Regions from separate parts of the Homo sapiens genome. Here region 2 is linked to region 1. A link is a loop called in an ENCODE intact Hi-C map of the cell type or tissue named here. Cell type or tissue: MCF 10A. All regions are shown on one strand. Each heading gives the region's core, and the rest is flanking DNA. Links, peaks and the distances in the headings are about the cores only.

What was found. Peaks named below come from ENCODE experiments on the same cell type or tissue, not always from the same donor. Only the 100,000 strongest peaks of a DNase experiment are listed, where the experiment ranks them.
Region 2: it touches region 1 in a loop (5-fold over the local background); 3 of 110 quality-filtered maps call a loop at or near these places.

What each region holds. Positions count from the first base shown.
Region 1 is chr18:75,482,198-75,498,684 of GRCh38, forward strand. No RefSeq gene overlaps it. Among named protein-coding and RNA genes, the nearest start is that of SMIM21, 63 kb to the left of the region's middle. RefSeq lists an enhancer at 7,218-8,417. In MCF 10A, for the core only: no CTCF peak of the experiment used is centred there; a DNase peak (open chromatin) is centred at 7,794.
Region 2 is chr18:75,618,245-75,634,731 of GRCh38, forward strand. No RefSeq gene overlaps it. Among named protein-coding and RNA genes, the nearest start is that of LINC01898, 86 kb to the right of the region's middle. RefSeq lists an enhancer at 7,098-8,297. In MCF 10A, for the core only: no CTCF peak of the experiment used is centred there; a DNase peak (open chromatin) is centred at 6,797.

The DNA.
Region 1 (16,487 bases), core at 6,509-9,008:
AAGCTGAACAAATGGCACAGTCAATGATTCATTAGATCTGTTGGAAAAGTGAGGTAACTGAGCAAACAGCCTGCCTCCAAAGTAGAGAGACAGACAGGTAAATACAGAGAATCATGTGAGTAAAGCAGAAACCCATCAGCAGAAACCTCCATGGGAACCAGAGCCCAGGAAGGGAAACTTAACCTGCAATTGAAAAAGTGTTGGAGGCTCAATGTGGACAAGGCTGAGAGTTAAAAACTCCAGGGGGACCCAGTAATAAAGAATGCCCCTTCTCCTGATACTTGTGAGGTTTACCTCCAGGAACTTGATTGGGCTTTCACAGAAAAATCCTTTTGTGCTCCCGGCAGGGGGAGAAGAAAAGTAACCGTTTTGAAATATGTCAGAACATTCTGTTCTTAACAAGGACTGCCCTCAAGAGAGACAATTTTACAAGAGCCTAAACTACTGTGGTTTTTCTTTTTTTCATCTTTTTTGTTTTTGATTTTTTAGACCTTAGCCACTCTTGGGGAAAAAAAAATGCCCAACTCTATCTCCCATTAGCCTTCCATGTGAAGAAGAAAAATACCCAACGAACTCACTCACCATCCTGTCTCACATGGCCAGGAGGTGGGGGGCTACTAAGAAACACTTGTGAAGTTTACAGTCTAGAGACCTAAGCTGGCTAAAAGACTGAGACTTAATCATAGGACTATAGAATACTTCACCTCCCCCCCACACCTTACCACCACATTACTAAAGGCTTATTTATTTACCATAGATCCTTTTAATTAGAACATCATGTCTGGCTATCAAGAAAAAAAATTACAAGGCATACTAAAAGGCAGAAAAATACAGTTTGAAGAGACAAAGCAAGCATCAGAGCCCAATTCAGATAAGGCAGGGATGTTGGAATTATTAAAGCAGGCATTTAAAACAACTATGACTAATATGATAAGGGATGTGATAGATAAAGCAGACAGCATGCAAGAGCAGATGGGAAATGTAAACAGAGAGACAGAAATTCTAAAAATGAAATACCAGAGGTCAAAAAACACTATAACAGAAATGAAGAATGCTTTTGATGGGCTCATTAGTAGACTGAACATGGCTGAAGGAAACAATGTTTGAGCTTGAAAATGTCAACAGAAACTTCCAAAATGAGAGAGTGAGAGAGGAGGCAGTTAGAAGCCAGCTAGGTGGATATAGAGGGAGGGTCTCTGGAGAGGAAAAACACTCACAGGACCACATCTGCACCTCCCCTGCAGCTAGAAGAAAGAAATGTGGTAAAGAGCTTCCCCTAACGCCAGGATGTTTGCTCAGAAGGGACGGTCTCAACCCAGGTGCGGGTGCAATAAATCAACTTAAATATCCTTAACCTAGCTCATTATAATATCATTAACAAGAAATTAGCATTGTAGTTTTAGCCCTGCTGCGGGTTTCACTTAGGCACTCATGGGTAGTAACCAAGACAGAGTAGCTACGACCAACCCCAGGCATGTGCAGAGGCAACTTTACCCCTCCCCTTAGGGTAGAACCCACAGGAGCCTTCCTTGTCTTTGCCACATAAAAGATCGAGAACTTGCCTCATTTCTGGCAACCCTCTTCAGGTCTCCTCTCATTGCTGAGAGCTTTTCTGTTGCTTAATAAAACCCTGCTCTGCCTTAGCCACTCTCCAGTGTCTGTGTGCCTTATTCTTCTTGGTCGTGGGACAAGAACTCACACTTAGCTGAACTAAGGAACAAGAAAACTGCAACAGTAGCAAAGAGAAAAAAAGACTGGGAAAGAATTAGAGCACAATGTCCGGGAACTGTGTGGGCAACTACAGAAGAAGTAGCATGTGTGTAATGGAAATACCAGAAGCAGAAGAAAGAGAGAAAGAAACAGAAGAAATACTTGAAGAAATTCAACGCAGAATCTTCCTAAATTAATGTCAGAGAGGAAACCACAGATTCAGAAAGTTCAGAGAAGACAAAGCAGGCTAAATGCTCCCAAAAACTACACCTAAATATACCATATTCAAACTGCAGAAAATCAAAAGTGAATAACAAATCTTGTAAGAAGCTGGAGGAAAAAGGCACCTTAGTAAAGATAAGAAATACTTTCAGCAGTACCCTAATACCAAAAGCAGACAAAGACATTATAAGAAAATAAAACAGACATTATAAGAAAAGACATTATAAGAAAATAAAACAGACCAATATATGTTCTGAACATAGATACAAAAATCCTCAGTAAAATATTTGCAAAGCAAATCCAACAATATATAGAAAGAATTACACACCACAACCAAGTGGGGTTTATCCCAGGTAGAAAGGCTTGTTCAGCATTTGAAAATCAACCAATTTAATCCGTCACATCAATAGGCTATAAAAGCAAAATCACATGATCATATTAGTAGATGCCAAAAAGCTATTTGACAAAATCCAACACTCATGATAAAAAAGAAAGAAACCTCTCAGCAAACTAGAAATAGAAGGAAACTTTCTCACCTTGATAAAGAACATCTACAGAAAACCTACAGAGAACATACTTAATGGTGAGAAACGTACTTAACGGTGAGAAAATTTCACACTAAGATCAGGAACAAGGCAAGGATGTTCCCTCTCACTACTTTTTTCTTTTTCTTTTTTTTTTTTTTAAAGATGGAGTCTTGCTCTTGTTGCCCAGGCTGGAGTGCAATGGCGTGATTTTAGCTCACTGTAACCTCCAGCTCCTGGGTTCAAGCGATTCTCTTGCCTCAGCCTCCCAAGTAGCTGAGATTACAGGTGCCCGCCACCATGCCCAACTAATTTTTGTATTTTTAGTAGAGACGAGGTTTCACTATGTTGGCCAGGCTGGTCTCAAACTCCTGACCTCAGGTGATCCACCCGCCTCAGCTTCCAAAAGTTCTGGGATTACAGGCATAAGCCACGGCACCCAGCCGTCTTTTTAAGTATCATTCTGAGAGTTGTAGCTAATGCAAAAAGACAAAAATAAAAAAGGAAATAAAAGTTCTACTGATTGGGAAGAAAGAAAGAAGAACTATCTTGTTTGCAAACAACATGATTATCTATGCAGAAAATCCAAAGGAATCAACAACAACAACAAAACTCTTGGAACTAATAAGCAATTATACAGCAAGTTTGTAGGATACAAGGTTAACAAGAAAGTTGATCACTCTCCTATATGTCAGCAATGAACAACTGGAATTTGAAATTAAAAACATGGTACCATTTACATCACCACCCCTCAAAATAAAATGCTTATGTATAAACCTAATGAACTATGTGCTAGATCTTTATGAAGAAAACTACAAAACTCTGATGAAAGAAATCAAAGAAGAACTAAATAAATGGAGAGATATTTCATGTTATTGGATAGGAATACTCAATAATGTCAAAATGTCAGTTCTTCCTAATTTGATCTTTAGATTCAATGTAATCCGAATCAAAATTCTGCAAGTTATTTTGTGAATGTTGACACAAACTGATTCTGAAATTTTTATGGTTACTGTATGTCGTATCATAATTTGAAGTCAGGTAACATGATGCCTCCAGCTTTGTTATTCATGCTTAGTATTGCCTTGGCTATTGGAGCTTTGAGCTCTTTTTTTGGTTCTATATGTATTTTAAAATAGTTTTTTTTTCTAATTTTGTGAAGAATTTCATTGTTAGTTTGATAGGAATAGTACTGAATATTTAAATTGCTTTGGGCAGGATCACCATGATAGCAATATTGATTCTTCCTGTTTATGAGCATGGATATCCATTTGTTTGTGTCATCTCCAATTTCTTTGAGCAGTGTTTGTAATTTTTTTTTTTTTTTTTTTGGTAAAGATCTTTCACCTCCCTGGTTAGCTGTATTCCTAGGTATTTTATTCTTTCTGTGGATTGTGAATGGGATTGCATTCTTGATTTGGCTCTCAGCTTGGAGGTTGTTGGTGTGTAGAAATGCCATTGATTTTTGTACATTAATTTTGTATCCTGAAAATTTGTTGAAGTTGTTTATCAGACCGAGGAGCTTTTGGACAGAGGTTGTGGGTTTTCTAGGTATAGAATCATATTGCCTGCAAAAAGAGATAATTTGACTTCCTCTCTTCCTGTTTGGATGCCTTTTATTTTTTTCTCTTGCCTGATTGCTCTGGCTAGGACTTCCAGTACTATGGTGAATAGGAGTGGTGAGAGGGGGCATCCTTGTCTTGTTCCGGTTTTCGAGGATGATACTTCTGGCTTCTGTCCCTTCAGCATGATGTTGGCTGTTGGCTGTCATAGATGGCTCTTATTATTTTGAGGTATGTTCCTTCAATGCCTAGTTTGTTGAGGGTTTTTAACATGAAGGGATGCTGAATTTTATTGAAAGCCTTTCCTATATCTGTTGAATGATCATGTGTTTTTGTTTTTAGTTCTGTTTATATAATGAATCATATTTATTGATTTGTGTATGTTGAACCAACTTTGCACCCCAGAGATAAAGCCTACTTGATCATGGTGTATTAGCTTTTTGATGTGCTACTGGATTCAGTTTGCTGTATTTTGTTGAGGATTTCTGCATCTATGTTTATCAAATACATTGGCTTGAAGTCTTCTTTTATTTCTATGTCCTACCAGGTTTTGGTATCAAGATGATGCTGGCCTCATAGAATGAGTTAGGAAGGAGTCCCTCCTCCTCAATTTTGGAAGAATATTCCATACTTATCGATAGGAGAAACCAATATTTTTTAAATGGCCATACTGTTTAAAAGAAATGTACAGATTCAATGCGATTCCTATCAAACTAACAATGACATTCTTCACAAAATTAGAAAAAAAGCTAGTTTAAAATACATATGGAATCAAAAAAGAACTTGAATAGCCAAGGCAGTCCTAAGAATAAAAAATAAAGCTGGAGGCATCATGTTGCCCAACTTCAAACCATACTACAAGGCTACAGTAACCATAAAAAATTTAGAATCATTTGTCCAACCCCATAGAACGTATAAGAGTGAACTCTAATGTAAACCATGGACTTTGCATGACAATGATGTGTCAATGTACATTCATTGACTATGACAAATATACCGCTCCAGTTTGGGATGCTGACTAGGGGCAGCCTATGTATATGCAGGAGGAGTGGGTATACACAAAATCTCTCTACATTCTGTTCAATGTTCAGTGTTGCTGTGGTAGCATGTGGTGATGTCCCATATGTGAATCTCCCTTCAGAATCCTGATGAAGTCGGAAGTTGATTCCACTCCTGCTGGGGGTCCATTTCTCCCATAACCTGAACAAAGAGAGCTTGAGCAAGGAATTAAGCTGAAACACCTGGGCTTGTAGCAATGAACCTATTCTTCCTTTATTTCTTCTATACATCCTTTCTCGTAATACATCCACTTAGATGTATTTTTTTTCGGTTATCTCTTCTATTTAGTCAGCCATTTCCCTGACTTCAGCCCACTGGAAATCATTCCTATACAATTAATGACGATATATTTTAGCCATATAAATGAAATCACATTTTTGTTTTGTTTTTCTTTTTGTCTGGGGATATTAAAATATCCCCAGTCGACTATTCAATAGTCGACTGAAGCATCAGAAATCAATTTGCATTAGTCAGGATACTGTGAGAGTGTTTGGGTATAGCTGTTGACAAAATTTATGTCAAATAGCAAGATAGGAATTATGATACCTGCATTTATTTCTGTTCCAGTCATTATTGAATAGTGATATGACAAATATGCTGCCGAACTTTTCCTACAACTGATAATAACCCAAGTAGCTAATGATATCAAAAGTGCCCACTAGCATTCATAGCTTATAGACGTGGGGTTCCAGGCTCATTCTCTTCTGATAATGGGATAGGTAAAGAATAGATCAAGAGGCCAAGTTAGATAATTTTAAGGAGCATTTGGTTTACATGTGGTTGAAGTACACAACCAGGTTAAAATCCTGATAACAACAACAATAGTAACATCCAGAACAATAATGGATGTAACAAAAAAAATTATGACCTGAGCCAGACATTCCTTTCCCTGTGGTACATCATGTAATTCTCACATTCTCAAAGGTCTGTGTCTAGGCAGGAACCAATGTGGCTGGGCTCCATTCATTCCCAGTAACGCAGACACCCCTGCAGGGAGTGGGACCTCGCACAGTGATAGATCCTGGGGTGCTGGGTGATGGATCTATTACTTTGGTACAATCTAAGTGATTGATTTTAAGTTAGATTGATTTAGATTGATTCCCACGGTCTTCACCCCCACCCCGCCCCCCAACAAGCTTTTTTTTTTCTTGTCACTGTTGGGTTTCATTATTACTATTTGATATTTTAATGTTTGAAGTCATCATGGAACCTACAGTCTTGTGGGGCAAGAGTGACCAGTATGTAAACAAATGCATAAGACAAGGTTAATGACAAGAGTGACACTGAAGCCGGACACATTTCTCCACAGCCTACTCTTGCTCTCCCAACAGCTACTTCTGTGTTTGGATCAAGGCAAACAAGAGAAGTATCTTTGAAGACTTTTCTTTAATGTAGTATGGGCTGTAACTCTCTTTGCCTCTGCCTTCTCTGTCTTTTTTTTTGTTAGTTTTGTGATAACATTTATTGTGTGTGACTTTGATGCTGTCTCCAGAAAAATGTGCCAAAATTTATGGCTTGCTAGTGATGTCTCTGTTCTCTATCTTGTTTTGAATTTGGTGGGATATTGGGCGAAAAGGGTAAAAAATGAGTGCACTTACTCTGCTATTTTGATCCAGATGGGGTACATCCATCTTTGCATTCTTATCAATTTTTCCCCCTTAGGATCAATTACTAAAAATGGAATTTCCAGGTCAAAGGGATGAGCTCTCTAAAAGTGTTTGATACATATTGCTAAAATGTTCTCCATAAAGGTTATATCAATTTATTTTCTCGAGGTATGATGTGGTATGAAGTATGATTTCTTACACTTCTGCATCAACGCCGTGTGTTCTCTTAAAAAGGGTTTTCACCAAACTCTTACGTAAATATCTCGTTATTATCTGCATTTATTTCATTGTTTGTGAAATTGATCACATGTAACATATTTTAAAATCATTTATAAATGTCCTTTTCATATTATTTGCACATTAAAAAATTATGGCTTAGTGGACTAAAATAAAAATTGTATTGTCACAAAATGTTTTTCTGGGTTTGAAGTTCACTCTTAAAGTTTCTTTGGATGGATTATTTTGTCATTCATTTATTTAAAAGTACTTATTGGTCTCCTTCTGAATGGAAGCAGAATGCTAAGATGCCCCCAGCATCCCCACCCTCTAGACAGGTTCTGGATAATCGTCTCCCCTGGAGTGTGGGTGGAGCTTGTCACCCTCACATAATTTTGCTCCCGTAAATATTTTATGGCAAAGTGAAGGGCTTTTGCAGATGTATTTAAGGTTCTTAATTAGTTGACTCAGTCTGGGTTGGCCTGACATAATCAGGTAAATCCTTTAAAAGAGAGCTCAGGCCTTCCCTGAAGAGAGATTCTAAGTAATAGATTCTCCTGCGGCCTTGAAGAAGCAAACAGCCGTGTTTGAATTGTCTGCAGAGAGGGACACGTAGTGAGGACCTGAGAGAGACTCCTGGGAAGCGAGGGGTTCCTAGATGACAGCTGGTAAGAAAATGGGGGCCTTGGCTAGACGACAGGGATGTGAATTCTGCCAACCATCTGCGGGAACTTAGAAGTGGGTCTTTTTTCTAGTGCAGCTTCAGGATGAGGATCAGCCAGGCAACACCAAGATTTCAGCCTGGGGAAATGCTGAGCGGAGGCCCTAAGTGGAATGCATCAAATTCATGACTCACAAAAATCGTGAGATAGTAAATTTTTGTTCTTTTAAGGCATTCAGTCTGTGGTAATGTGTTACTCAGCAGTGGAAAATGAACACACCCTGTATGACAAGCACCAGTGGTACTCCCCGACTTGAAAGAGATGCGTCTCATCGGAGCCATGGCCTTTACGGCTTTGGCTTTGATGTCATGTTTGAAGACACTTTGTCCTCACTCCAAACTTTTGTAATTATTTACCCCATAATTTATTATTATTTTTATAGTTTCACTTTTACATGAATATCTTAAAATTCAACTGGAACTTATTTTCCTTGAAGGTATAAGACATCTAACGTTTTTTTTCCCTTTGCAATTAGTCTGTTGTCTGAAGAACATTTTTTGAATAAACCACCTACTCCTCATTGATTTGGCAAGTATCTTGGTTTAGAAGTACAGTCACTTATTTCTAGTAAGATATTATTTATGAAATACCAATTTGGGCCATGGGTTAAGAACGGTTTAGTGCTGATTACTTCATTATTATAAATTATGACCCAAGAGACAATGCAAGGAGCATAAAGATATAGTCATATTATCCCTTGCATTTGACATCTTGCTTTTTTTGTCCAGGTAACCATATATTTGAAATGGTTTTGTATGAACCAACTAACTAAAATAAAACACTTTTAACCATTGGCTAAAGTGATTTCAATTGTATAGGTTGCTTACATTTTCTAAAAAAGACGTTTTCCTTCAAATCAACAGCAAGAATGATTAAAACCTGGTGTATATTTTTAATAATGTGTGACTAGACTATAAATTCTTTGAGGACAAGGACTATGTCTGAATCATGCATTTGTTTCTAGTATCTAGTACAACCATGTTTAATAGTATTAGCTTAATAATTTCTAAATGACTGAATTATTTTAGCTATACTAATGCTGCTATGAATTTTATAGTGCTGGTGTATGCATTATTTTCTGTTAATCAGTGATGGTAAGAATGCAACCAAGTAAAACAGTCAATTTGGACTTTAATCATTAAAAATAAATACATTTGTTTAAAATTAAATTTAAGCATTCTTGTACAAAATAATTCTTAGAGCTCTTTAAGATAGTCTTTGATACTTTTTGTTTTGTCAATGAGTAGATCTCACCGTTGTCTAGCATATCAAACTCACCTTCCTTACCTTACGTGGCTCTAATTCTTTCCTACATTGCTTATCATTATCTCTATCCCCTTTCTTTGTCTCTGTCTGTCTTTAATCAATCTAGTCTTCAGTATTGTCTTGGTGGGAAAATTCTCCGAAATATTATCCTGAAAACTTTTAGAATCAAGAGATTTTACAATGTACACTCTGTAAACAAAAACAGTATGATGAATTATATATTCTGAATACCAATGGGCTGACATTTCCAAAACAAATATTAAAATATTAATGGAGCTGTGTTTTGTGTCTTCCTCTATATCAAATGCAATTGTGTTTTTGTTGGACACTACTCTTTATTTTCCTGCGCAAGTCATCTTTTATCTTTGCAGGGCTGAATATGAGTCTAAAGGTGTCCACTTGCTTATTAATGAGGAAAATGTACTGAGAAAGAGGAAGAAGCATTCAAAATTTTGGGAATGTTTTGTGGTTTGTGGTGGGGCATGATGCTGGTGAGGAGGAGCGACCAAAGGAATGAGCATTCGTTGAAGATGCCTTCAGATGGCTTATGATTTTACTTTCTTTTTTATCTGTGCCAAATAAATACGTGTATTATTTATGGGGAAAAGTGGGAAAATGGGGACAGGTTCAAAAATATGTTCGATTACTTACTTTGCTTTTTTTTGTAAGCACAAAAGTCATTAAGTAGGCTGGCATTGGTTGTTGTGGAATATTGGCCCTACAAGTAAGTGGGATGGTTTAGAATACACATTAGTAATAAACCTAGGTTTGTTACAGTCAGCATTTCTCAAGCCTGTTTGACCACAGACCATATATTTTTCAACACATCTGTTAGTATTCTCTGGGTCCAGTGTTCCAGGATATATAACTTCCTGGAATGCAGGTATACAGCAGACCTGCACCAAACTCAGAGTCCATCCCTGATAATGCAGTTTCCCTTGTGTGTGCACAGCGTATACAGACATGTACACACCTCTCACGAGGAGAGTTTGGAGTCCTGTTTTAAATACTTCTTAGTAAATAATTTTCTCTGGCTTTTATTTTTGAAATATTTCCACAAATGTCCTTATATTTGCAAAATTGTCCTCGACAGACATCCTCACTCTATTTGATCACCCCTTTTTCACCCTGTTGTGGGAGAAAGGATCCCCCACTCTAAACAGTAGGAGATGGCTGGACACATGACACCCAAGACCCGATGGGGAAAATTAAACAGAAGTTTATTAATTAAACCTACTCAGGGCCCCAGGAGAAGACATTGCACACAACACAGGGCCACGCAGGGACTGCACTCAACAGCAGAGACTCCAGCAGAACAAGCAGGGGCTTTGTAGTAACAAGAGGTGGGGTGCCCCCTGGTTTCCGTGGGGAGGTGGGATTGTGTGCAGAACTCTGTGCACTGGCAGGGAAGTGAAACCTGTTAGTTCAGTGGGGGGACCAGTGGGGTGGGGCTCTTTCAGTTGACAGGGGAATTAGTTGGATGGGGTCTTTCTCATTGTGTGGGGGCCTTTCTGGCCAGAGCAGGGATGCTCATGGTTAAGCTTCTGGGGCCCCAGGAGGCTTAGAGATGCCAGGGCAGCACATGAATTCTAGGCCTTCCAACGCCACCTCCTGCAAGTGCCTCAAGGTCTGTGTTTGGTGTGTTCTGGGTGCGGCTGGGCAGCTCGCCTCTCCTTATCCATGGCAGATGCCTCTGACCCATGGCGTCAGCTTCTCTCCGTATCAGATCTCAGTGTCGATTCACTTGGTATTCAAAGCCAGATTGATTTTTATCCAACATAGCATTCTGGTACTCCCCTGGTGTGGCTCCTTGCTATTGCAATTGATGGTGGCTATTATACTTGATTCATTACATGCCATTGATCTTCGAAATTTTGATTAATGACAGGGAAACCTAAAAAGTTCAGAGTTTGGCTTTGGTTCAAATGAGCACCCGGAAGTTCAAATGCTTAATTCAAACTAAGACTCTTGGATAAGTAAATGTGGTTATGCAAAATTAGTCTGAAAAATCTCCTGGAAACAGTCCCTCTCTTGGAAATTTCTGGTATTTCCTTCTACTTAGGCCATGGACCATAAATACTATGAAGACTTTTTCTTTCTTTTGTTCTGCTCACTTACTGCTGGCCATAGCCCAGGTTCTTAGGTTTTTGGGAATAGGTAGCAAATCATGGGGAGAGTTCAGGGTGGCATTGTTAGATCACCAGCAGTGCATGCATTTCCCATGCACCTGGGCATACAGAGACACAAGCCCATCAGGTCCCAGGGTTCAGAGTAGAGATACCTGTTTTTCCCTGGAAAACTGACTTCTTTTTCAGATCCATGAGAGCATGCTAATACCATGTGAATAAACAAGTGTCACCTAGACAAAGCAACGAGTTGACAAATGACAGTGGGAGAAATTCCCTCCAAAACGTACAGTTAACTCTTCTCAGCTCTCCTTGCTTAATTCAGCCAGGCAGCCCTGAGTAACAGAGGGTCTGAGGGCTGCACTAAAGGCCGGTGGAGATGCTAGCTCTCAGGTCCACAGGGAAAGACTCTCCAGAGAAAGGGCTCTTGAATGAGGACATTCGAGGACCTTACCTACTCCAACCTTACCTCCCAATACAGTCCCTCTAAATTCAGTCTGAGGGTTCACTTGGCATGCTGACAGTTTTGGGAGGTACCAGGCTAGATATGGCAGAATACAGTTCCATGAGGCTCATCCGGAACTGATGCCAATCTATGGTTTGTTTCTAGTCAGTGACTCATTTCAATTTCTTTGAGAACACAATGTATAAAACAATGTGTTCATTATAATGAGAGATTCTATTTGGATTTGGATTATCCTGAGAATATTTAGAAAAACCAAATTAAAACTTCTGACATTGGATGTGTGCATGTGTTTTAGGTAAGTTGCAGATCCCAGGAAACATTAAAATAAGCACTGAGCATCAACTCTGCAGCTCAGAATTCTGGGAGAGATTTCGCTCAGGTCTTCACTCTGGGCGGACAGCTCATCTGGATGTTAATGATGGCTTGTTCACACCTGGACATAGCATAAGAGACCTGCTAATTATTCATGCTGTCCCAAATTACAAAACTATTGTAAGTAAAACAAAACCCAAAGCCTCCAGTGTCTGAAGAGTGAAAAAGGAGACCCCATTCGAACAGCACACATTATTATGGTATTTATAATATTGTTACATAATAACCAAGTTAGGGTTCAAATTTTTAATTAAACAATAAAACATAGTAACTTTGGATTTTAGTTACATGTTCTTTTAGTAGAAAAGACACAAATGTATTACTCCACTATCAATTCGTAAATTGATTGACTAGAGAGTTATTATGAAAGACCAGTAGAAAATTTTGTTACATTGACTTTATTTAATAACTTAGTTTTAATAGTTTTGAATTTAAAAGTTAATGTTTAAAAGCCATATATTTCTAGTTTATTATTTTTATAAGCATAACGATTTAGAATTTTCTTTCTCAATATATATTATATGTTTATTTTGTATGAAAGTATAATAATTTTTAAGTATAAGGGCTTCGGAAGTTAACACACGGGCAAGCACCTAAATAGAGATTTCCATGCTACTTATTCGGTGGGTTCTGTTCAATTATGTTGATATCATTTTGATTAATTTATTAGACTTTTCCTTTTTCTTAGGTCTTTCCATGGTAGAATTTATTTCAGTAAGTGGATTCTTACTAGATTGACATGTAGCCATTTTTTACACAAAATTCTGCCCTATCAGGTGCTAATATGGAACGTGGATAGTAAATATTAATGTTTTCTAAAACTCTCATCTCTGTCTCTCTACATCTGAACCTTTAAGATGCATTGGTGTCAGTGGAGGAATTGTGTGACCTTACTTGCTTTCGTTTAGAACGCTTGTTTCCCTACCTAACACGACTCACAGTGGCCTTGTGATTAGCACTTGCATGTGTATCTGCAGTGAGTTCAGGCAGGTCCCCTGGTGCTCAGGAAAGCTTGCTTTGCCTTGCACCCATGCAGGGGTCTCGCTTCAGCCAATTGCCCTTTGGCCCTGCCTTTCTTGCTGACTTTTCCGGGTACTGACCTGGCAAGCAGTGGACGTCCAGGCAGGAAAGAAGCTGCGAGAAAAACACACAGGAAGGAGCCCTCTGGGTGGAGGCAATGTCACCAAATACGAGTAGCCCCTTTAAAATGGAAAATGTGGTTTCTCCAATGTAACTTTCAGAGTAAAATTTAAACGTGAAGAAATAGATGGCTTAGATAGCAACTACATCCTTGTTTCCAAGCTATTCCCTGGAAGTACCGATGGCTTTTAAAAAAGTATATTTTTATTTTTGCCTCTGAAAAGCCACTTCTTATTCCGGCAGTGCATAAAAGTCACAGATTACATTTGGAAAAGAAAAATGAAATTTGAAAAAGAGGTTTTTTTTAAGCTGTCACAGCCAAATAGAGGCCACATGCGTTTACACAAGGGAGTGAATCATTTTATTTTCACAAACACAATTACTATTTTTGTTTGTTTGAGATGGAGTCTTACTCTGTTACCCAGGCTGGAGTGCAGTGGCACAATCTCGGCTCACTGCAACCTCCACCTCCTGGGTTCAAGCGATTCTCCTGCCTCAGCCTCCTGAGTAGCTGGGATTACAGGCGCCCGTGACCACGCCTGACTAATTTTTGTATTTTGAGTAGAGACAGGGTTTCACCATGTCGGCCAGGCTGGTCTCAAACTCCTGACTTCAGATGATCTGCCTGCCTTGGCCTCCCTAAGTGCTGGGATTACAGGCATGAGCCACCACACCCGGCCCACAATTACTATTTTGAAAACAGCATCGTGTAGACCACCATTGCACTAAATCAAGTGACACTCCTGAAATACATGATGGGTGAGTCTGTAGCAGCTTTGTTTGTGCAATGCTGCGTTAAAAGAGCTGTAGCTCACACAGTGAGCTTTTTATATTCTCCTGGAGGGTCTCTAAAGAGAGGAAAAATAGAATTGATCAAGAATTTGGTGTCTAAATATTTTAACTCTTTGTAGAAGCCAACGTAGTATGAATATTCTTAACTTTGGTAATTCGGTAAAAACATTTGGTAATAGTTTCCAGGAAACTTAAAGTGTTTTCAGAAAACGTAGATGCCAGTAATGGGGAATTGATTAGATAGCTGAGGAGCCACACTCAAGAAATGGTTCTAGGTGCCACGAAAGCCATAATTTTACAGATGATTTACAGCCTAAGAAGCAGGAAGATGGTATACCGGATGACTTCAGCTCCTTTCAACCATGACTGTGGGAGGGAATTCAGCAGAAAAGGCTTCCAGGGGCAGAAAGCAGGCATGGAAAGGCTGAGCCTCTCCCTCCTCCCAGCTCTCCTTTCCTCTCCACCCCTTCGACGCCCCACCTCCCACCTGATGCACCGTTGAAATGTACGTCTGTTTTGACACTTCTGGAGTCATTGCTACAACTTTAACCCTGACTGTCATTCCAAAGCTCAAAAAATGTGTTTATCCACTGATTCTGGGTTGAGACTGTGAGTTTGGATTAACAGCAATAGGAGATGAATGAGCGACATCTCTAAACCTCACAGCACCCTAAGGCGCTCCATGTATTCATATTTCTAATGACCAGTGTATATGTGGTTTTGTCTAATAAAATACTTACCTATATCTTTCCATAAACAGCTGTTTTGCTTCTAAAAAGGTGTGGTAGAAATGAAAAACCCAGCTCCCCTTGACGGGATGGCTGGCCTAGTGTAAAGCAGTCCCTGGCTAGCTTAGTCTCTGAGCAATGGGTCTCCATTAGTGTTTTCTGTGATTCTAAGGATTTGGCTCATGCTGTGTGTTTCTTAACTGACATTAGTCACATCTACCCTTACACAGTGAGTCTGTTTTATGTAATTTCACATTAAAAATTCAGGGTGCTAGAAGGAATTGTCTTGGTTTGGTTTCCTGATCATCATGGATTCTCCCAGAATTTCTCCTCTCCCTTTCAACTACTATATAAAAGTTTCTTTTTCCAGCATCAGTGTGACAGTGAACTCTGCCACAGAATGATTTGCATAGGAATTATTACACTCAAACCTTGAAACAAAGCTGAGGGAGCTTAAAATATCACTTCCAGTACCTGCTATCACATGTATATAATTAAAAACCAAACATTTCTTTTTTTCATATCACTGATAGAACAAAACAACATAGTGTAGATCCAGTTTGTTAGAAACCGCAGAAGATGGTCACACACCATTGCATTAAGCCTTTGTCCTGCTAAGAAAACTTTATATATAATAAATATAAAGTATAAAAGACAACCTGGGTTAAAGAAACAAATCCAGGAGCTGTTTTCCAAAGTCATCTGGGCCATATTCCTGCAGACAGGAGGGTCTCCCTCTCAAGCTGGTATTTCTGTCTCCAAGGAAGAAATGCCCCTCCACATATTTGAGAGTGCATTTAGGTGCAATAACCTGGACTAGATAGCCCTTGGATGAAGGATAATGGAATTGTTTTGTATGATCTGAATTTAGAAAAAGGACCACATACCTCATCTTTAATAAGAAGAAAAGCAACGATAGGTTTAGTTTTGTACTACAACGTAACAGAAAGATCTTCTAACAATGTCCTGCGGCTTTCTGGTTTCTCCAAGCAGGAAGTGTTGTCTGGGAATGAGAGCTACTCTGGACATTGCATTTGACTCATTTAGGCTGCTACCCACTTAAAGCATCTTTCTAATCAAAGCAGAGTCTGGGATTAAAGGGACTAAAAAAGCCATCAGTCCACCTGACTCAGTGTCTGAATCCACAGAAAAATTTGCCAAGTTTAGATACTAGAGCAGAGATTGTTTATACATTACAAGTTGTCTGAATTGATAAGTTATAAAGGAATTAGTAAGATGTAAACAACTTCACTCAGGTTCCCCCTCCCACCTCACTGAATACGTAGTGAAGATTGAATCGTCGTAAGTTGTCTCAAGAATAGATTTCATTACAATGTGAATTTGAATGGTGTGACTGATTTATGGTACTGCTGATTTAGAGCTTTTTTATATTGCTCGGGTGGTCCGTCTGGCTAGCTTTCAAATTCAAAGTTTTATCTTTACTTTGGTTTGTGTGAGCTACTTTATTCCTGGAACATCAAAGGTAACATTTTAATCAAAAATAAAGGAAAACAGTATCATGTGATTTCTATACAAATAAAAAAAAGAAAGAAAGGCATATTCATCAACATAAAAGTCAATACTAAGAGAAAACTGGAACTTCCTAGCATTCACGCATTTTAAGAGAAAAAGAGAAGACTTTTAGAAAGAAAAGCTTTATGAAATAAACATACTTGAGAATATTAAAGAAACAAAGCTTTACCAATGAGCTAGGAAAAATTTAAGATTATAAATAAAATATATTTTGTGAAACTGAGATTAAGAAAGTAGAATGTGACTTTATTCACTTTTCTAGGTCTTTCAAATACTAAGCAAATTTTATTTCTATATTCATTCATATAAGGTCAATATTAAATTATATTCTATTTTCAATTCATTTATGAGTGTGTGAGTGTGTTTCGTGGGTAAAATGTGGTATTGCCAATATTGAACTCATGTAATTCCTTTAGTGGTTTTGGAAGTTTGGGACGGATAA
Region 2 (16,487 bases), core at 5,345-7,844, 130 kb after region 1:
TTCAGGGTTGAGAGTTGGTGGGGGCTGGATGGCTTGACTTTAAAGGGGAAGCACAAAGGATGTCTTTGTGATGATGGAGCAGTTACGAATCTTGTCTGCGGTGGTGGTTACAGAAATCTACACATACCACCAATGACACAAAACTATTTGCACACCATGTCTGTACCAGTTTCCTGGCTTTGATATTGTAGGGTAGCTACATAAGATGTAGCCAACAGGGGGAACTGGGCAGAGGATTCATAGGATCTTTCTGTACTATTTTTGCAACTTCCTGCAAATGTATAGTTTTTCAAAATAAAAAGGTTAAAAAGAAACAAAAGTCAACATTATACTTAGTGGTGACATGCTGCAAAAAATCTCATTAGAATCAGGAATAAGGCAATTTTATTTGTTATCAACATCATCCTTCTAATTAATGCTGGAAGTCTGGCCAGTGTAGGGGAAGGAAGAATTATTATTAGAAAGAGACCTAATAATTCTTTGACATTTCTACAACTGTATACTTGTAATACCAAATGAATCTAAAAAAGTTAAATTAAGCAAAGTGATAGAAAGTTAAATAAATATAAAAATATTTTTCTCTACATTGTAATAATAGGCTGGAAATATTTATGGCAAAAATTACATTAATCAAAAGAAAGTGAGTGGTCTCACCTGAAGAAAAGACTTAGCTAATAAAAATGAAGAATGTGACTCTAGTAACATAAAGACAGTTTAAGAAATAAGAATGCATATTATTTTTCTTGATACTAAATTATTAGTGTAAATATAAGTCTTCCTCAAATTTTAGTGGAATAGTGATTTTGGAAAATTCAATGAATGATCCTAAAATAATCTGAAAAAATAAATAGTGAAAATGCCTTTTGAAGGTTTTATTGAGGTCTAATTTACGTGCCATAAAACTCTCTCATTTTAAGCGTGCAATACAATGATTTTTAGTAAATTTACAAAATTGTGCAACCATCACCATGATCTAGCTTTAGAATGTCTCCATCACAGCAAGTAAAAGTGTCATCCCCATATTCAGTCACTGTCTGATACCACCCCAGCCCTGGCAACTACTCATCTACTTTCTATCTTTGTAGATGTCCCTATTCAAAACGATTTGCATAAATGGAATCAGGCAACATGTGGCCTTTGTGTTTGGCTTCTTGTACTTAGCATACGATCTTAAGGGTTCATCCGTGTTGTAACGTGTGTGAAAACTTCATTCCTTTAGATTGCTGAATGATGCTCCATTCCGTAGATAGACTGCATCTTGTTTATTTATTCTACTTGAGTGGACAACTGGGTTGTTTCCATTTTTGGCAATTATGTGAAATGGATGTTTTCATACAGGTGGGAGGGAGGAAACAGCCGTAGGAAGGTTTACTCTCTTTAGATCAAGAATTTTATGCCTAAGAAAGTATCCTAAAGAAATGATCAGAAATGTGCTCAGAAATCGATGTACACAGGGAGTCATTGGAGCAAGTTTATGAGAGAAAATTAAGAACCTTCTGAATACCCAAGAATAGAGAAATGGGAAAAGAAACTGTGATATACTCATTAAAAATGTTGTGTAGCTATTAAAAATTATGCTTTCAAAGACTACTTCATACTGTATTAGAATTCTCACAACATAACATTAAATAAAAACAACATACAGTAGTATATACAGTGTGATACCACCTTCATACAATAAAATTGTATTCATATTTACCTCGATTTTTCTTTTGGATCAACTATACTAAACATACAAATACATTTTCTAGAATACAACTATGGTTATTTCTTGGAGGAAGAACTGTGGATGGTTTCCACCTTCTTTATATTTTTCTGTATTTTCCAAATTTTGCACAAAAAAACACGTGTTGCCTTTATGATAGAAATAAAATAGGCTGGGAGCGGTGGCTCACGCCTGTAATCCCAGCACTTTGGGAGGCCGAGACGGGTGGATCACGAGATCAGGAGATCGAGACCATCCTGGCTAACACGGTGAAACCCCGTCTCTACTAAAAATACAAAAAATTACCCAGGCGTGGTGGCGGGCGCCTGTAGTCCCAGCTACTCGGGAGGCTGAGGCAGGAGAATGGCGTGAACCCGGGAGGCGGAGCTTGCAGTGAGCCGAGATCGCGCCACCACACTCCAGCCTGGGCGACAGAGCGAGACTCCGTCTCAAAAAAAAAAAAAAAAAAAAAAAAAAAAAAAAAGAAATAAAAGATTATTGTGGGTACAAAGAGAAATATTCATTTTGCAAGTTCTTTTTAAGGTATGTATGCTTTCCCACCGCCCCTCCCCACAACTTGTTGGAAAATTACAAAAGAAAACGAAATATCCCTAAACCCTGACACATAAAGAAAGGTTTAAAGCATGAATATAATGAAGGGGCCAGCTAAGCTGAATGAAAGGCTGACCAGAATGATTAGGAATAAGAAGGTAGGAAGGAGGGACTGATCTCAGTGTGTCTGCGGGTTATACCTGGGGGTACTGTGTTATCCCTTGCGGTGTGTGTGTGTGTGTGTGTGTGTATTTGTGGCTGAGCCTTCCTTCTTTGCTGTTCCTTACACGCTTTCCTTCCTTGCGTCCCTCCCTGGTTTTACGCTATCCATGTGGATGGAGATTCTTGCTGCTGGCCTGCGTTTCTTTGGAGTTTGTTTTCAAGGCCCTTCCCGCACACACTGGTGCCTCTCCTTTCTATTTGCCGGTGACGTGAGCGTTGGAAACACACCAGGCACTGGTTTCCATGGGGAAGAGCTGACTTCCTCTATGGATCTTCGTTAGTTCGCAGAGGCTGCTGTTCTGCGCAATTCGAGTGCTGACCACACGCCATCAGAGTGAGCACCGGCTCAGTCCTTCCCTAAGCTGGTCATATTTAACAAGTCCAGAGCACATCGCTTAACCAGGTCCCCCAGCTTGCACATCATAGGAACCCCAATAATTTAAGAGGAGGGGTAGGAGAAGCATGCAGAGAGTGGGCTAAGATCGACACGGGCCCAGGTCGCCTAGCCCAGAAAGCAGCCAGTGGCCTCTCTGATTTTTTCTGCAGAAAACCAGGGTCTGGCCCTGAGAAGACTGCGGGTGACTGTCAGGGCAGGACACCATGATGTGGGATGAGCCCTGTACCATGTCCACTCTCTGAACAGAGGCTCCTGGCAGCCGAACCCACAGCGTCCTGCCTGTGTGCTGAGACTCCAGTATGTGGCCTGACCTTCAGCCAAGGTAGGGGTGCATGACTCCCACTAAGGGCATCTTTGATTATTTTACGTAGCCACCAACCATGAGGCCGAGCAGAGTCAGAGCTTGATCTAGGAGCCGTGGAGGTGCGTGTGGGAGCTTGGGGGAATCTTCTAGAAAGGAAGTGAGGGAGAATTCCCCTGGGATTTGCTGCCCCTGAGGAAACCGGCCCTGCGGGACTCATCCCGGGAAGCCCACAGTGTCTCCCCTCCGCCTCCCTCACTACTTTTTCCATCTTTAGGGCCTGTGCCACGCAGGCGTTGACGTTAGGATGCAAAGTGTCTGATTGGAGGGTTTTCCTGTAGCTGCAGTAACAACGGAAATACATTCTGAAAAATCAGTTTTAATAAAGCCCAGGCACTGACCCCAGGCACGTAAGTATTTATATTATTGACTTCTGTATGAGGTGATTTTTTAGGAGAGAAAAAAACTCTGTCTGCTCTTGTCTTGAGACCTGAGGAAAAAAATAACAAAAATTAGAGAAACTGGAGATAAAAACGCGGTGAGTGGAATAACGCCAATGCCCCTGGGAGGCTCGCCTGCCGCGCTCATTCCGCATCTCATCCGTTCTGCAAGTGTGATAGCTCTTTCCTGTTTGATGGTGTCATTACGTAGACGCTACACATTCGATTCCATTTACAAGTCAATGGTGTGAGATTTTATGACAATTCTTTTTTAGTGAGTCGATTCTGTACGATCCTACTCAGTTAAGAAAAAATATATGAAAAGAATTCCTAAATAGTTGCCTTTTGGACCTCTCCCCAGAAAGTCTCAACCCACTGGGCATTTTTTACTGCAGGACTTTGGCCTTCTGTTCATGGGAAATGGCCAGAAACCAGGTCCAGGTAGCCTTGCTTTTGAGGTAACAATATTTCATAAATGTAAAGGCTGGAGCTTGCCAGGACAAACATTCTGGATATCACGTAGAGGAACTTTGGATCCAATTCTGAAACCAAAAGGAGAAGTGAGAAGCCTGGAAGAAAGTCTGGGGGTGGGATACTCACTAAACCCAGGATGTGGCTCCCTCTGAGGCAGGGACAAAGGGTCTTACCAAGGTGTTTAGATACTTCTAACAGATGGACCCAGATATGGGGACTGTAGGTCTCCATGGTGAAAGAGGCATGAGGCAGCTGTTAGAGGTTGAATCATGTCCCTTCCCTAAATCCATAGGCTGAAGTCCTGACTCCCAGGATCTCTGAATGTGACTCTATTTGGAGACAGCGTCTTTAGAGAAGTCAGTTAAGTTAAAATGAGGTCATTAGGGTGGGTCCTAATCCCATGTGACTGATGTCCTTTTAAGAAGAGATTTGACTTTGGGAGGCCGAGGCGGGCAGATCATGAGGTCAGGAAATCGAGACCATCCTGGCTAACATGATGAAACCCCGTTTCTACTAAAAATACAAAAAAATTAGCCAGGCGTGGTGGCGGGGGCCTGTAGTCCCAGCTACTTGGGAGGCTGAGGCAGGAGAATGGCATGAACCCGGGAGGCAGAGCTTACTGTGAACAGAGATTGCGCCACTGCACCCCAGCATGGGCGACAGAGCGAGACTCTGTCTCAGAAAAAAAAAAAAAAAAAAAGAAGAAGAGATTTGAACACAAACATGCACAGAGGGAAGAGGATTTGAGGAGACACAGGGAGAAGGTGGCCACGCACAAGCTAGGGAGTGAGGCTGGGGGCAGATCGCTGCCTCAGAGCCTCGAAGGAAGAAACCCTGCAGCACCTTGATCTCAGGATTCTGGCCTCCAGAGCTGTGAGACATTGCACTTCTGTTGTTTAAGGTCCTGGCTTGTGTACTGTGTTATGGCAGCCCTAGCAAAAATCATAGAGTGAGGAGGGAGATGTCTCTTCGGAAGCAGCATGACATCTGAAAACTGGGCTTTGAAGACAAGGCAGGGCTTTGCTAAGGTGAGAATGTTCACGGGAGGAGGCAGAGAGTGTGAAGGCAGGCAGGGGAAAGGCTGTGCGGACATTGGTTTGACTGGAGATGTGCAAGAATGTTTTGGGTGTAGTCTGAGCTGTAGCGGGGCACTCAGTAGCCACCCAGCAAGCATTGATCGGGCACCTGCCCTGTGCTTTGCAGCGGGAGCAGACACGAAAAAGATGAGCTTTGCTAAGTTTACACTCTCAGGAAAGGCAGGCATGGGAGGGGGTGCGAATTCAGAGTGGTAGGAGCAGCGGCTGTGAATCTTCAGAGAAGGGCGTGGAAGATTCCACCTCGAAGATGGGACAGGTGACCAGAAAAGGTGGTTGCTGGAGGGCTCCAGGAATGGACAGGGATGGATGGGGAATGGTGGGGAAATAGGAGTCCAGAGAGAAGGAAGGATGAGAATGAAGGCAGGAGTGCTTGGAAAGAGGAATTTCCAAGCATGGCAGAGTAGATGGGCACCCAGGAATGAGGATGGGAAAGGAAGGTGAAGATCCCAGAAAGAGGACCCCAGGGTCTAGGCACGAGGACACAGGATTCACAGAGTTTAAAGTTCTAATGATGGCCAATTTCCATAGTGTTTTCATTTCTTTTCATTGACAACAGTGGCCCCAACTTTATTTTTGTGACATTTAGGTACATTTTAGAATGGAAAGAAAATTAAATCAAATGAATTCGCTCATTGTTTTTCACTCATAGGAAAAAAATCATAATTTCCACAAAACTGGAATTTAAAACAGATTTTTTTTTACAGGACTTGGAGTTTCAGTAGAACATTGACATATTTCTCTAATGAAAGATTACAATATTGTTACTTGTGCCAGAAAATATTTATTAAATGAAAGAAGTGAGCACATTATAGAAGTCACATAGTTCTATGTTTCCATGACTAACAAGTTGTTTTACTGATTTACAACTTAGTGGTTATGGTTTTCCATGCTTTTTCTAGCCATTTAGCTTTTTTCATTTCCTTTCCTTGGGTCTTTTATCTTTGGGTAGTGGAAATTAAACTAACACGCTGTCAAAATTCCCATCATGGAGGCATTTGGGTGCAACGGACAAATTGTTGTTAAAATGTTGTATATTTAGGCGTGGAATATGATCCTTAGAATGGATCATTAATTACATTTATGTTGCTATGTCCTCGATTCTTGTGGGACATTTTATATTTGGTACATTTGCCCCTTTAGGCATGTTTCTCACTCAACCCTGCCTCTCCCACCCCCCAGGTGGAGACAGCCTCTGTGCCGGAGGTCAGAGCAGTGGCCCTGGAAATCTGTGCACATCCTTAGCTGAGAGCCTATGAGGCCACAGCTGTGACTGGGGAGCTCGGGAATAAACTTCCTGGGGCTGAAAAATAGGACGCTTGGCAGCCGAGTTCCTCAGTCTCCAAATCCCAGTTCCATCCCTTCTTGAGTAACGGTTCTCCTGGCGCACAGTCTTCCAGGATTACAGCTTTGGGACATCCCTTGAAGGGAGTAGTGAAGCCTCCTAGGGACACATTTGCCCTTCAAATCACCACCTTTCTCTACTGAGTTATCTGGCGCTGATCTCACAAAGGGCAGAGATTGCCACATGCATGGGTGTCCTGGGTTGAATCATGTCTCGCCGCAAATTCCTGTCCACCTAGAACTTCAGAATGGGATCTGATTTGAAAACAGTCTTTGCAGAGGTGGGGACATCCTGGGTTAGGGTAGGTCCTTACTCCAGTGACTCATGTCCTTTTAAGAAAAGCAGACACAAAGACAGACAGAAGATGGCTATGCGAAGATGGAGACAGGAACTGGAGTAATGTGGCCACAAGCCAAGCTCCTGGGGCCACCAGAAGCTGGAAGAGGCAAGGAAGTTTTCTCCGCTAGAGTCTTTGGAGGGAGCAAGGCCTTGCTGATACAATGACTTTGGACTTCTGGCTTCCAGAATTGTACAAATGTGGTAATTTGTATGGCAGGCCTAGGAAAGCAATGAATGGGGCTGGTGATTTTCCTTGTTTCCAGCAGCCATTGTCTGCTTTTTGGTGTGGCATCTTGTGCCCAGTGCCAACCGCAGAGTTTAGTGTGTGCCAAGCCCTTCCCCAATGCACTAGGGGTGAGTAACAACAGCAACTCCCTGATTCCACCCCAAACCACCCAGTTCTGTGACCCCCTCCCCTCAGTCTCCCCCACTGGCTATTAAGTACCTTAATCAGAGAATTGAGCCATGTCAGACTAGAGAGATACCGATTGCACAAGGATAGAACACACTCTCAATTTCTCACTTATCAATTATCAACACCACACAGCCATCCCTACCCTTCCCCACATAACAATGGTCAGTTTATGCAACTTTCTGTTTCTGGTTTTTTCAATAGAGATAGGAAAATGCCTGGGTTCCATTCTGGGCTATGCTGTTTATAAACATTTTGTTTGCATGAGTTACCTTATCGTCTGTGCTTCCATACCCACAGCTGTAAATGGATTAAAAATAACAGTGCTGACTCCACAGTTCTACTAGGACAAAATACATGAATACACATGAAACCCTCAGAAGAATGCTTGGCACATAACAAATGCTCAATAAACATTAGGTTTCATCCTTGAAAATTTCAAGATTGTCCTTCCTCGAACTCTCTGTGGGCCTCTGGTTCTATCCTGATCACCCTCTGACAAACAAGGCTGAAAGGTATTTGTCTCTGTATTAACAAGGCCATGTCATACTTGCTGGCAGCATTACGAAAACTTCTTGGTGGATCTGGACAAGGGTTTGGCCACCCTGAATAATGAGCAATGGTTAGTCGTAGTGCCCACCTACTGCGTGTCGGGCATGACTCAGTTTCCTGTCCTGTCCTCCACTCCCAGATTTTCCTCCTGGCCAAACACTTTGGCTAAAATGAACTTGCCTCCTGCAACCAGTTCCTGGAAGGACTAACTGGCTCTGTTTGGAATGAGCTGGCCTGCATAGCAGTGTGGACAAGCTCCCAGATGTAATCATACAACAGTCTGGTTAGAGGGAAAGCTAATCAGAGGCCCACCTCTCATGTACCTGAGAGTCCTGACCCACCGTGGCAGCACCTCTAGCACTAGTCTGGGAAACAGTCCCCAGGGGTGTGGCCATGCAGTTAGAAGACAGAGCCAGCTGCCCTCCATAGCTAAGGCAGCCCACTAGTGCAATGCCCAGCCATGCTGTTGTTGAAACCTGAGCAGCTGTTTGATGAAATCTCGCCCTGCTGGTTCAGCAAGGCTCACCTCTAGGTGCAAACCTTGTGGTGAAGTTGGCTGCACCTGAAGCTCTTTATGGCCATGGGATAGGAATCCCCTCCTTGGGCAGGTCTTTAGGGAGTGTCTGACCTAGAAAGGGCTGTTCCTGCTGGGCAGCCTATTCCTGGAGCTCTGTCTTGCAAAATCACATTAGTGACCACAGGGAGATATAAGGAACTCGGTGGCTCAAGACGAACAGCCCACCAGTCCAAAGGGTGTGGACTGTGAATATAGCAAAAGACAAACAAACAAAAACCATGATGGTTTTAAGAAAGATAGATTGGGATTGGATCCAAACCCCGGGACCAGTACTTTGCCTCTTTGAGCCTTGATTTCCTTATCCATTAAGTTGGAGATGATGATATGTTTCTGCAGTGATGGAGAGGAAAGAGCTCAGTGTAAGACCCAGCACATGGAAAGCAATCTGAGACACTCTGCATCTCTCCTCCTCTATTTCTTCTCAATGCTGATGCCACCACTTCAACCGAGGCCACTTACCACCCATGGGCGCTTGGGGCTGCCTCTTACTTTCTTCCAAAGTGACAGTTTTACCTGATAGTTAGCAAGTGAGAGGTTAAACACCTCCCTACCTTCTGAGAGGAAACAGAAAAGAAGCAGAGTAGAGCTCAGGATAAGGTTCCGGGGCCAGAGGCTTTGCCTCTGTCCCCACAGCAATGAGCAGTTACTCTTGTCTCTAAGCCTCAGAGACATTTCATCTGTGAAACAGAGAGAATAATAGTATTATGTTCTAGGTGGGTTTCACAATTATTTTTGGTAACAGATACAGGGGACGAGCACAGTATCCGCCACATAGTAACTGGTCACAAAAGTAGGCAAAGATAATGATGATAAAACATGGGCCATTACTCTCACCTACCAACTCCCCAAATGTCTACTCCCAATCTGAACCTAAAGTACAGATGGAGAATTCTAGTATAAAAACTAAAACTCAACTCATGGGCCCTTCTGCTCTGCCTGCTGGGGCCTCTGCCTGTACCTGGAGAAATCTGCAGCAGAAGCTGCACCTCTGTAGTGATGATAGAGATCTCAGTGTGCACGCAGTTATGGGGCGATCTTGCTGTCCCTGACCCTGGGACTCTGAGTTCTCACACTTTTACATCTGCAGAAAGTCTGCAGCTTTCTGAGCAATGCAAGGGTGTTGCAAACTTGTAAAGGGTATGTAGCTCTGTAGGCTGCTGTTTTGACCCTAAAATGTCCACAAACTCTTAGATCTTTGTGTCCTATAAACCACTTATTACTCTGTTCTCATATTGCTATAAAGAACTACTTGAGAAGGGCAATTGATAAAGAAAAGAGGTTTAATTGGCTCATAGTTCCACACGCTGTACAGGAAGCATGGCTGGGGAGGCCTCAGGAAGCTTATAATCATGGCGGAAGGTAAAGAGGAAGCAGGCAGATCCTCATGTCTGGAGCAGGAGGAAGGAGAAGAGGGAGGTGCTACAAACTCTTTAACAACCAGATCTCATGAGAAATCACTTACTATCATGAGAACAGCAAGGAGTAAATCTGCCCTCATGATCCAATCACCTCCCACCAGGCCCCTCCTCCAATGTTGGGGATTACAATTCAACATGAGATTTGGGCAGGAATACAAATGCAGACCATATCGCCAGGTATCCCATGAACAGAGATCAGAGCTTGGTGCCTAGCCAGGCAGAATCCCCCTCTATTCACACCACCCAGGCCTTCAGGACCAGTGGGCTTGCTTCTGCATGTTTTTGCTATGTTGGGCTTCCTGGTGTCAGGATGGGCTCTGACACAGAACTTTTCCTTATAGCAAATCCAGGAGCTTTTGTCAAGTCCTTTGTTGGAGTGTCAGGCATGTTGATAATATCCACAATTTCTGCATAGTAATTTCTAATAATATCCTTAATGTGTTAGGCATTTCTACTGCTTTATCTCTCACTTCTTGGAGTTAAGCACCCTCCCTATAGAGCTTCAGAAAGAAAGTCAGTCTTTTCAATGTCATTCCCACAGTCAAGGAAGCCTTCTGCAACCTGAAGTTGATTTCATGTGAAAACCACCTTCGCATGGCCTCTGACAGAGCCTCTTCAAGGAGGGAAACTGCAGCAGACCTTTGTTACTTTTTACTTCACATCTTGGGTTACCCCATAGCACCAGCACCCAAATTTGGAAACCAATACTTATCCTTTTATTTGAAATAAAGTGTATTATACAGCTGAAAACTGGGTTGGGGACAGGGGTGTCACCTAGACTGAGGTAATCTGGTATATAGATGGTCCCTGACTTAACAATGGTTTGACTTACAATTTTTCCTCTTTATGATGGCCTGAAAGTGATTCTCATTCAATAGAAATAATTTGATTACCCATATGACCATTCTGTTTTTCACTTTTAGTACAGTATTCAATAAATTACAGTATTTGATAAATAAATAATTTCAATAAATTAAAGTATTCAACACTTTATTATAAAATGGGGTTTATGTTAGATAATTTTCTCCATTCTGGGCTATTGTGTTTTGACCATGCTTAAGGTAGGTTAGGCTAAGCTATGATGTTTGGTAGTTTAGGTGTATTCGATTCATTTTTGACTTATAATATTTTCAACTTATGGTGGGTTTATCAGGACATAACCCCATTCTAAGTCAAGGAGTATTTTTATTCTGTTTCTTTCTCCACAGTAACTGGATTCCAGATGGCTCCATGAACCAAGTTAGATCATGAAAGTCAACGAAAATCATTTCAAGGACTTCAGTAGGAGCTGTGCAGGAAGAAAAAAAAATCCAAGTTTTTCACAGGACTGGGTGCTTAAATATACGTGGAGGGAGGAAGTAGATGAATTCTTATCCAATTATTGATTAGCTGAGATTTATTTTCATCATGTAAGGATGACACAAAGTCCAGGAAGAATTATTGCTGCCCTCTTACAAGATCAAAACCTTAGATACTTGCTTTAAAAGTCTGTTTTCATGCTGCTGATAAAGACATACCCGAGACTGGGCAATTTACAAAGGAAATAAGTTTAATGGAGAATTCACAGTTCCACATGGCTGGGGAAGCCTCACAATCATGGCAGAAAGCAAGGAGGAGCAAGTCACATCTTACGTGGATGGCAGCAGGCAAACAGCTTGTGTAAGGAAACTTCTGTTTTAAAAACCATCAGATTTCATGAGACTTATTCACTATCATGAGAAAAGCATGGGAAAGACCTGCCCTCATGATTTAATTACTTCCCACTAGGTCCCTCCCACATGTGGGAATTCAAGATAAGATTTGGGTGGGGACAGAGCCAAACCATATCAATCCCCCCGGCCCCTCCCAAATCTCATGTCCTCATATTTCAAAACCAATCATGCCTCCCCAACAGTCCCCCCAAATTTTAACTCATTCCAGCATTAACTCAAAGGTCCACAGTCCAAAGTCTCATCTGAGACAAGACAAGTGCCTTCCACCTATGAGCCTGTAAAATCAAAAGCAAGTTAGTTGCTTCCTAGATATAATGGGGATACAGGTATTGGGTAAATACAGCCAATGTTTAAAATGTCAGCAACTGTGCCACACATCTTATATCTAAAGCTAACTGGGTCCCATGCTAAGTTTTGAGATCTTTGTGTTCAATTAACTGTGCTTGGCAACTTCTTAGTTGAGTAAAGTATGACAAATCTTAGCAGAACAAAATAATATAAGGAAATATATCATTAATAAGTCTACCACAAATAAACCCTTTTACAGATTTGTCTATCTGTAACCAGACTCTGACTTAGTTGATTTGTAATAATGCTTTTTTTCTTTCATAAGCCTGAATGTGATATAAAAACACTGAAGAAGTGAAAAATGAAAAATGTAGATTTTTCTCTATACTCCTGCTACATCTGTATGTTTTGGGAATACCCAGATAGACTAAGATTTTCATTTTCCTTTCAGATAATATTGCAAGTGGTTTGTTTAATCCCATATTGTACAAAAGTTTACATTTAGTTTGCAGCCCCAAATTAAACATTTTTTACTTTTTTTTGCATTTAAAAACACAAATAAGATAACTTAATTATAAATTAAATAACTTAATTTTTAAAGAGCCATTCTGTTTGAGTATGCAACTTAGCATAGGTCAAGCTGAATTTTTCCTCTTCATTGCTCCAAATGTTGATATTTTCAGAATAGATTGGGTAGCATATACATGAGAATAAATTTCTTAAGCATATAAAGGTCAATGTCATGAGAACAAAAATTGTCTACCCCACATACTGCCGGGACTGCCTGGACACTGAGGACAAAGCCACCCCTTTCTGTTTACATTACTGTGACTTTGCTATTTTCACAGCTTCATTGTCCCTTCTTTACCTTTGCAGGACTGTTCCTCCCACACAAATGGTATGATTACTCATAACAGGAACTTCCTTAAAATCCACTAACTCTTCAATGTACCGCATCATTTGGAGTCCTGAGATGCTTTCAGTCTTTTACCTCAAAATCCTCACCTTGTGATTCCCACAAATTCATGGCTATTGTATTGGGATTCTTATCCAATCTTCACCAATTTCCTGTGGCGAAAGGCCTGCTTTAAGCCAAATTTTCACCTCTCAACAAATTCTGAACTTATTTTCCTATTTCTAACATCCAAAGCTTTGCGGAGTTGGTGCCTTCCTTTACTGCAGTAAATAATGAATTCAGCCTTGTCTTATAAACAGGTCATGTTGGTCCTTTTTGGGTGTTGGTCCATATTTAGTATAGAGGTTCACTTTTTCAGATGTCCAGAGAGCCCCTCAGAGCTGGCTCCCTGACTGCCTCCCAGCCTCGTGTGCCTGGCCTGCTGGCCTCCTTGTGCTAGCAATGTGAGCCACTCAGCTTCCCTGGGACACCATGTTCTTCAATATCTCCACATCTCTGCCCATGCTGTTTCCTCTGCATACCCAGGAGTCTTCATTTATGCTTAAGTTCCAGAAAAAGCATCATTTCCCTTATGAGAACTTCGCTGATCGACTCCACCCTCAGACAGAGGTAATCATTTCCTTTTCTTTCCCACTGCTATTTTGTGCCCATGTATTTGCTATCAGATGAATACAAAACTCACTCTCACACTGTATTGTAATTACACATTTTCCTGTCCTTGAAGTACTTGAGATCTGAGTGTGTGTGTGTGTGTGTGTGTGTGTGTGTTTTAATATCTGTGTCCTTAATAGCAGGTACAGGAAGGCCACTTGGATAAGTGATTTAAGAGAAAGCAAAAACAAAAGAAATAAATGCATAAATGGAGAAACCAAGAGAAGTAGAGGCAAACAAAAGGAAAAGAGGGAATATGATTTGCCTAAAATCCAGTTTCTCCAACATTCATTGACTCATTTCATGTATCTGCCAACATACTTAGAACTTTTGCTATTTTTGTTTATTTACTCTTCATAGCAAGCCTGTGCAGTATCTACTGTACACTTTTACTTTACTCTGTTTTGCAAATAAAGCAGATATAAAACCAGGGACAGTAAAGTAAAATGTTCAAGGTCACAAATCAGTAGGTGGTTTAGTAGGGATTTCAGCCAAACAGCATTTGCACATAGGTATCTTTGTGGAGATTTCACAAAGATCAAGGTAAGTTTTCACAGATATAAGCTGCACAGCATGCTATGGAGATAAGGGAGGACCCACACACATTTATTTCCAAATTGACTATGGGATAATGAAAGAATGAAATTTGGACCATTAAAAAAAGACAACACCTAAAAATCAAAGCAACATACATACTCCAAAGAAGCACTGCATTTCTGACACAAAGAGTAGAAAGAAGGTCCCTGAGTCCCCCAGTCGGTCCAGCATTTTCACAAAGAAACAGTGAGTGCTGTACACCCAGCGCTTTTCCAATGTCAGTGCAGCAAGGTGATCCCTGGATTCTAGATTACAAGGGATCTCAATGCTCTTCAACAGCATCAACCCCCATATGTAATTTAAACCATCACCAGGGAGTGGGAGAGAAAATGCTGTCCAGATACACAGGTCTAGAATAGATGTTCTTAATGTAGGTGTAAAATTTAGGTCATCTGGAGAAATGGACACACTGCAATTCCTGCATGTATGAGATGGAGAAATTTAATTCCATAGAGCTCCTCTTGGAGATGGAAAAAGTTTGGCAAGCTGTTTGAGATCAGAGAGAGTACCCCAAGGACATGCTCATTTAATAAAACATGGTCACTAAGCTACTTTTCAAGAACGAGTCTTGCTATTTAAATAGTTCTTGGTTTTGTGAAGCACTGAGCACATTTGGTGTCTAGAAGCTATGGTTTCAAGAACTACTCCCTGGTAAGTAATCTATGCTGCCAGTTAAATGAAGGCCATATGCGTTTACCATCTGCCAAAGTGGGGTAAAACAACAGTATAAGTGCCATATGCTTAGTGCCAACTGAGTGACAGAGAAGAGGTCAGACAAAGGAATGCAGTAAGGACGGATTGCTCCAAGTGAGTGGTTTAAGTGGGACATGGGTGGACTAGAAATAAAAGTCATCCATAATGAATAGAATACTTTAGGGTGAGGTTTGGATAGCTCACACATGTCCAAGAGCTGTACATTTAATTCATGCAGTGGGTCTAGTCTGGATAACCAGTGTCTATTCTTTATGTTAAACTTGGTTCTGGAACAGTACATTACAATATCCATGTATTTATTTTGGAAGCACATAATCAAGAAAAGAGTTTGGAAATGCAATTCAATTGACCGCACATCCCACTGGTGGCTAAAAAACACACAGAACACTGTAATTGTATTTCCTAGCCCTAGAGGCCCGTGGCATGTGTTTTGGCTAAATTTCACAGTCCTGCCATGAGTAATGTCTGCAAGTTCAATATGCTACACACAAAGGGTGTGGAAAATATGTTGTAAGGTTACACATGATCATCTGCAGGTAGGCAGGGGTGCGGGTCTGGCTCTATGATGTGACGCTCTTTTGACTTTGTTATTAAGGGATAAAGTTTGGCCCTCCCATTGTATATGTAACAGTCATGACATATAACTTCTTTGTAATGCTTTGGGTCACCCCCACTGTTGTAATCATGAACATGCCCAACACATTTTCCAGAGAGTCACTTTCGTAGGATTGTCCCCACATTGAGGGAATTTCTGAATCGGTAAAAGCCATAGAGAGTGAAGAATGTCCAAGGAGGATGAATTTGGATGACAGAGGCTCAGGTCTGCTCTGTTACATAGTAACTTTAGGAGAGTTACTCATCCGCTTACCCTCATTTCTTAACCTTTAAAAGGAAGTCCACAATACACACCCTGACCACCTGCAGAAGATATTATGAGAATCAAACTAATGTCATATGTCAATGAGATTTTTAAAGCTATAAAATACAAGTCCAAAGCAAGATTCTTCAGTGCCATGTTTTTTTAAAAGAATCTAATACATTTGGTCAGATAGTTGCTCCATTAAGAAATTCTTTTGAAACAATGTTGGGTTTGATTGACTTATTTGATTGAATTGGAAGATTAACTACATTGCTTCAATGGATGTAGTTCATGTGGTCGACTAACTGTCTGGGATAAGCTGAGCAGGCATGTGATGAAATACTATCTTGCTCTTGAAGGAGCATGGCCCACCTGCACTCCACTGAGCTGCCCATCCAGACATCAGTTATTCTCTTGAGCCTCTTTTGAACTGTATTCCAGGGCTTTATATTCTCTTTCCCTACAGATGTTTCTATGGAAGGAGGAGTTGGAAGAGAGGGTACTCCAGCTACAAGATAAAAATGGTACATCTTCCTGGAGATTTAATTTTACACAAAGATTTTTAAGGGAAAAAACCACCCTACAAACATTATATTATATATACATATAAGCATACAAAACATATGACTTCATGGAATAAACACCAAAGAAATTTCATATGTAGATAAATCTGTCCAGATTGTAGAGCCCACTCCATGGTCCTATCATAACAGAGTGATGTCAGGGTATGTAACTATAAGGTTGTCCCATTTGGCCCCATCTTTGTTTGGCTGAGGCTTCCCTTCACAGAGCTTTGAGATAATAAGATAACTAATATGGTTTGGCTCTGTGCCTCACTCAAATCTCATGTGGAATTGTAATCCCAATGTTGGGGGAGGGACCTGATGGGCGGTGATTTGTTCATGGGGGCAGATTTCCTCCA